Linked DNA regions of Mus musculus: region 1 is linked to region 2. A link is a loop called in an ENCODE intact Hi-C map of the cell type or tissue named here. Cell type or tissue: heart. All regions are shown on one strand. Links, peaks and the distances in the headings refer to the core of each region. The heading gives the core; the rest is flanking DNA.

Evidence for each region. Hi-C counts contacts between places; a loop is a spot of excess contacts. Peaks named below come from ENCODE experiments on the same cell type or tissue, not always from the same donor. Only the 100,000 strongest peaks of a DNase experiment are listed, where the experiment ranks them.
Region 1: it touches region 2 in a loop (2.1-fold over the local background); 3 of 42 quality-filtered maps call a loop at or near these places.

Annotation. Positions count from the first base shown.
Region 1 is chr2:26,121,356-26,124,259 of GRCm38, reverse strand. It overlaps a transcript of Nacc2 not described here. Among named protein-coding and RNA genes, the nearest start is that of Tmem250-ps, 18 kb to the left of the region's middle. In heart, for the core only: no CTCF peak of the experiment used is centred there; DNase peaks (open chromatin) are centred at 1,479, 1,979 and 2,519; H3K4me3 peaks cover 2,196 bases; H3K27ac peaks cover 1,661 bases; H3K27me3 peaks cover 878 bases.
Region 2 is chr2:26,023,021-26,025,924 of GRCm38, reverse strand. No RefSeq gene overlaps it. Among named protein-coding and RNA genes, the nearest start is that of Ubac1, 2.7 kb to the right of the region's middle. In heart, for the core only: a CTCF peak has its summit at 1,427 (motif pointing left); no DNase peak of the experiment used is centred there.

The sequences.
Region 1 (2,904 bases), core at 254-2,753, 98 kb before region 2:
TTTGTTGGGTTTGTTTGTTTGTTTGTTTGTTTGACAGACAGGGTATTTCTTACGTATCTCTGGTTGTCCTGGAGCTCACTGTGTAGACAAGGTTGGCCTCAAATTCACAGACATCCGCCTGCCTCTGCCTCCCAAGTGCTGGGAGTAAAGGCACTGGGGCTGGTATTTAAAGTTAGGAGCCTGAAGGAATCCTCTGTGGTCACCATCTCCTGCCTGGGCCCCAGGTTTGCTCGAAGCCTTGCTCCCACTCACCTGTGTAAAGCAGGTGGCATTATGCATAACTGCCCTTGCTCATTGCCACGTCCCCATGCCCAAGTGACTTCTAACTCAACCATGCGTGGTTGAGGGTCTCCAGCATCTTGCCCCCTTTTCTCAGCTTCCCTCGGACAGACAGCCCTCAATAGGCTGACAGTGTGGGGGTGGGCTTTTGGACCTGGGACCAAATTTAGATCTAAGTGGGGTTCTGGGGAAAGCCCAGGATTGAGGTTCCATATCTGTTTACCTGGTGGGCTGGAAGGGGAATGAGATAGTTCGTGTGTGTTGGGGTGGGGTTTGGGTGGTAGGAGGTGTTTTCTAGAAGCAGTGCTGAAGTCAAGTTTAGGCCAACAGTCAGTTATGACCAAAGCATGGACAAAAAAGCCAGGGTCTGAGATACTCCGACAAGCTAATGCCTAGTAATGACCTTAGCCAGCAGCTAAAGTCTTGGGGGAGGGGGTCAACTTGTGTTCACTTGATGCGCTTCCTCCCCAGTGACCTTGCTCATGACCTCTTTCCTGGTGCCATTCTTATTTTTTTCTGCAAGCACCCTTGTGTGGCGTAGGGCCAAGATGGCTGTGACTCTCAAAAGGCACTGGTGCCTGAGCACACACTGAGACTCAGGTTGGGAGGGCAACCAAGGGGACTCCTGGGTACTTTGAGGTGTGTGGCCGGTTTTATTTCTAAGCACTTGTATTAAAACCAGATCTCTGTTCAAGAGAGCATAGCCTTGAGCAAACAGTGAGTACTGTTGACCATGTCTGGAGACACTGTCACATGCCTGGATCCCACTGGGCCTCTATATTGCAAGAGCCTCCTCCACATGGCTGTAAGTCGGTGGGCAGCAGGCACCAGAGCCCGGTGGTACTTATTCCAAGGCTGCTCAGTCACGCGATTTGCCATTCAAAACTGGTGGGTGCAAGCGGGGAATTAAGAGGTTGGGACTCAGTGCCTCAGGTCCTACCCCTGTTTGGGCGCTGATCCCATCCCCTTCGGTGCCCGGTGCAGGCTTGAACGCTAAGTGCTCGGAAGGCACCACGCAGCAACTCTCGGGATCTCCCTACCAGACCCCTCTATGCTTTCTTCTCCCGCGCCCACCTGGCGACGAGTGCGCGCGCGCGCGCGCGGTCGGCGCTCTGTCCCTTTAAACAGCCCGCGGGCGCCTCCCCCGCGCCCCGCCCCCGCCGCGGTGCGGCCGCCGGTGCTGGGCGAGGTCGGAGAAAGTCCGCGGGCGCCGGAGCTCGGGGACGCCGGAGCACTTCCTGCCGCGGGCGGCGCCGCTGCTGCCCAGGCCGGACTGGGCCGGGTGCCCGCAGGTACGGCCAACTTGGCGCGCGTCGCGCCGTTTCCGCCGCGGGCCAGTCGTCCCGCCCGCACTTCCCGCAAACTCCGCGGCGCGGCCGCCCAACTTGCGCACCCGCCGCCTGCCGCAGTGCCCGCCGCGCGCCCGGGGCGCGGCCGAGTGGGGCACGGGCCGCGCTAGATCTGCTCGCTGGCCCCGGGGCGGAGAGGCCGGCTCGCCGAGGTGTCCCGGCCCAGAGCCCGGCCCTGGCCCGGCCAAAACTGGCACTCCGGGTGCGCTAGTGCCTTCCTTTCCCGTTGGGGTCCTCTGGCCACAGGAGACCCCGGGTTCGTCCTGCACGGGAGGGAAAGCCCCGATGACACTGGCCTCTGGCCAGGGCGCAGGGGACACACCCCTCCTGGCTGGCCAGGTCAGAGGCAGCGCGTCTGCGCATCAGATTCGGCCCGTGTCCGTCTTCCCTAGCTAGGTGGGCCGGTTGGTGCCAGGGGTCGTCACTGCCTCCCTTTCTCTTTGGTGCCAACTCCAACTTTGGGAGACACTGGGTTTCGCTGCAGTGGGAGGGGGCTTTTGGCTTGTCCCTGTTTCTGCATCTCCGCAAAGTTGTCAGGTCTCCGGACTCTTCTCCAAGAAAACTCAAGGGTGTGTGGGCTGGGGGAGGTGAGATTAGCCATCTCCATGGCTTTTCGCCCGCCCGAGGCTGGGACTCGGTTCCCGCTTCTCCCGTGCATATGTTACGGGAGTGTGTGGGGTCGCCTCAGCCCTTCTTTAAGTTCATTTCATGGGCAGATCTGTTCCGCGCTGCTTACTGCTGATACTGGTGCTTCTTGAACCCTAGGGTTTGCGGGCTCCCCCATTCTGCTCCCTGGGGCTGACCTCACCCGCAACACCCACTGTACCCTACTCCCTCTCCTTGGAGATTCCGGATGGAGATGTTTGTGGGCCCTCTATACTAGCTTTCAGGTGTAGCTCTGGGGGTGTTGCAGCTGAGCCTGTCTGGGGGTGGAGTGAGCTGGGCCATGGTCCTGGCTGGTCTGTCTAGGTTCTTGGTCCAGTAAAGCCCTTCCTTCCGAGCAATTCATGTGCACGTTCATGTGGGCACGTTCGTGTCATCCCTGGTGCAGCCAGCCCTCTGGTCCTGCTCTTCTGTTCTCTTCCTTCTACAAATTCTTAACTGCTATTCCTTTCTGTTTCCATTTTGACTAAAGATGAGGGCAGTATGTTCCGTGGGGCTCTGCACACTGTGTGGTCTTTAAATATGATGTCCTGGGAGGGTTGGCAGTGACTTTTAATTTCACAGTTGAGGGGACAAAGCGTGTTCAGCTATGGGGTGGACAGCCAACATTCCT
Region 2 (2,904 bases), core at 125-2,624:
TTGGGGGTGGGAGGTTCTTTCTGCCTCATTTCTGTCCACCTTGGGCACTGGATCCTTGGGGCTGACCTCCCGGGGAGCTGAGAGGTCAAAATTGAGCCCAAATGTCACTGGGAGGCGGGGGCTTGTATGTGCAGAATGGGGTAGCATAGGGAGGATAGGGGACAGCAACACAGTCCTGTGCTAGTAAGTGCCCACGGCCTCTCCGCTAGTGCTGCAACTTGAAGGTCCCCAAACTCATGCCCACTTGGAACCCGAGAATATGGCTTTGAAGGAGGGGGTCTTTAGGTCCTTTGGTTTAAGATCTCAGATGAGCTTGTTCTAGTTTGGGTGGTGCTGATTCAATAACGGGTTTCCTTATAAGAGGAGAGAACACGCCAGGCGGTGGCGGTGCACGCCTTTAATCCCAGCACTTGGGAGGCAGAGACGGACAGATTTCTGAGTTCAAGGCCAGCCTGGTCTACAAAGTGAGCTCCAGGACAGCCAGGGCTACACAGAGAAACCCTGTCTCAAAAAACAAAAAACCAACCAACAAAACAAAACAAACAAACAAACAAAAACCAAGAAAGAAAGAGGAGAGAACACGAAGACTCAGCAGGGAATAGTCCAGCTATATGAGCCAAGGTTAAGGGTGTCCAGGGCTGAGAGAGCCGCTGGGAGGGGCCTGGGATGGCCAGTCCCAATGGGAACTTGATGCTGATCACGAATCCCCAGCACAGGTGAGAAAACATTCCTGTTGTTTCGAGCCACAGGCTCCTTTGTGGAGCTGTAGCTATCCCAGGACACTCTAACCGTGGTCAGCCATGGTGGCTGGTGTTTAGGCAGCTCAGGAAGGCCTTGGGGTGAGGGTGGGGTGGGGTGGGGGGATAGGGGCTCTTTAGAAGCTGAATCAGATGACCTGGTACTGGCTTTGTCTCCCCTCTCTCCTATTGTAAAGTGTTGGACCAGAGATACACTTCTCAAACTGGATCCCCTCAGTGCACCACAGGGGAGCATGGAAGCATGCCCTTCTATTTCCTTCACTTGTTGCCTGGAAAACACAGTTATCCTTCATGGCCCATTCCCAGCAACCTCCTCTGGTGGTGCTGCTCCTCAGTGCTCTACACATCCCATTCTGCAGGTTGCCAAGCCTTGGGGTTCCAGGTCGAACCCACACCTGCACACCTGCACACCTGCTCACCTGCTCACCTGCACACCTGCTCCTGCGTTTATGTTCACCACCTACCAGTACCATACATACTGGTATTCCTACAGACACAAACACACACCAGCATACTCCCATATAAATGCATTCATATACATCTGTACACAAACATATGTACATCCATATACATGCTTACACAGTATGCACATTCATTCCATACAACCAGCCAACTCACAAATACCTGCTCTGAGCTGACAGTGGCTTATTCGCGCCTTCTAGTGGTCTGCTCCAGGTATTGCAGTATCCCCCTTTTTTGGTAAAATTTGCAGTGTGGGGACTCTGTCCTGTTCATGACTAGCAGAAGCATTTGTATCAGAGCTGATGCCCTTTTTGCAGGGAGAGCCTTCCCACCTTGTCTACCATAGCTAATGCCAACACAACATGTACTACATTACAACATAACATGTACATGACACTACACAGGGCATGTTTCCCCAGGGTGCTTGCCAGGGCAGAGGGTAGGAGGCCATGGGAAGGAGGGCCATGTTCCTGTCAGCCACCTCCTCCTGTGAACTCTTGGTGCTGGAGTGGAACCAGTACCTGGTGTGGCAGCCATCTTGCCACAGATCTGCCAAGACTGGCTCTCTGGTTCCTAGATGGGCCCTGGACCTGTCATACTCAGACCAATTGAGATGGAGAGCTGACTGGCTCTGGGAGCATCTGACTTGTTCTGTTCTTGAAAACCATATAGATAGGAAGGTGACCCTAAGGGTGTAAGTAGTGTTACAAGCTACAGGTTGCTTGGATCTTACTTGTCAAGCTTTGTGAGGTAGGGCCTGGACTAGGGGATCCAGTGTGAAGGTAGTACTGTGTTTGCCTAGGTGGGCCCTGTGTTGAATGAACTTCCGACTTTTACCTAGTCTTCTTGGCCAGTGGAGATTCTGAGAGAGCCCCTAGGGACCACTCTGTACATTTCTTTTTTTCCTCTGGGGTGGCTAAAACTAATTTCTGTTGCTTTAATTAAGAGTCTTCGGGCTGGTGAGATGACTCAGCGGGTAAGAGCACTGACTGCTCTTCCAAAGGTCCTGAGTTCAAATCCCAGCAACCACATGGTGGCTCAAAACCATCCGTAACGAGATCTGACGCCCTCTTCTGGAGTGTCTGAAGACAGCTACAGTGTACTTACATATAATAAATAAATAAAATAAATAAATAAATAAATAAATAAATCTTTAAAAAGAAAAAAAGAGTCTTCAGAGCCTTGTCTGGCTGGCCCATCGCAGGAAAACAGGATCTGCCAGCCAAGGAACTTCACTCAACCCTCCCCGTTGCATCCCCAGCATAAACAGCAGGTACTCTACGAGCACGCGCCTTCCTATAGGCAGGCAGGGAGGGGACAGCATGTTCTCTGAAGCAGAGACTGAAACTGGACAAGGTACAGAATGGCACCAGATGGGCAGAAGCTGAGTCTCCATGCAAGCTCCTTGCCTTAGCCCAGCTGGTGAGTAGAGGGAGATGCATTCTCCCTTGAATACTGCATGAGCACCCACAGAGCTGTGCCTGCCGGGCTTCTGTAGTAAGGCTGACCTGGGAGGCTGGGCAGCCTATCCTTCCTCATAGTGCTCTGAGGGGTATCTCTGTGTTCACATAGAAGCCTGGAGGTTTTGGAGGAGAGGATCTGTTGTCTCCAGCTCCAAAGGGACCTCATACACACATTGCAAAGATCACTGTCTCCACAATTCCTTCTGCTCACTTCACTCTTG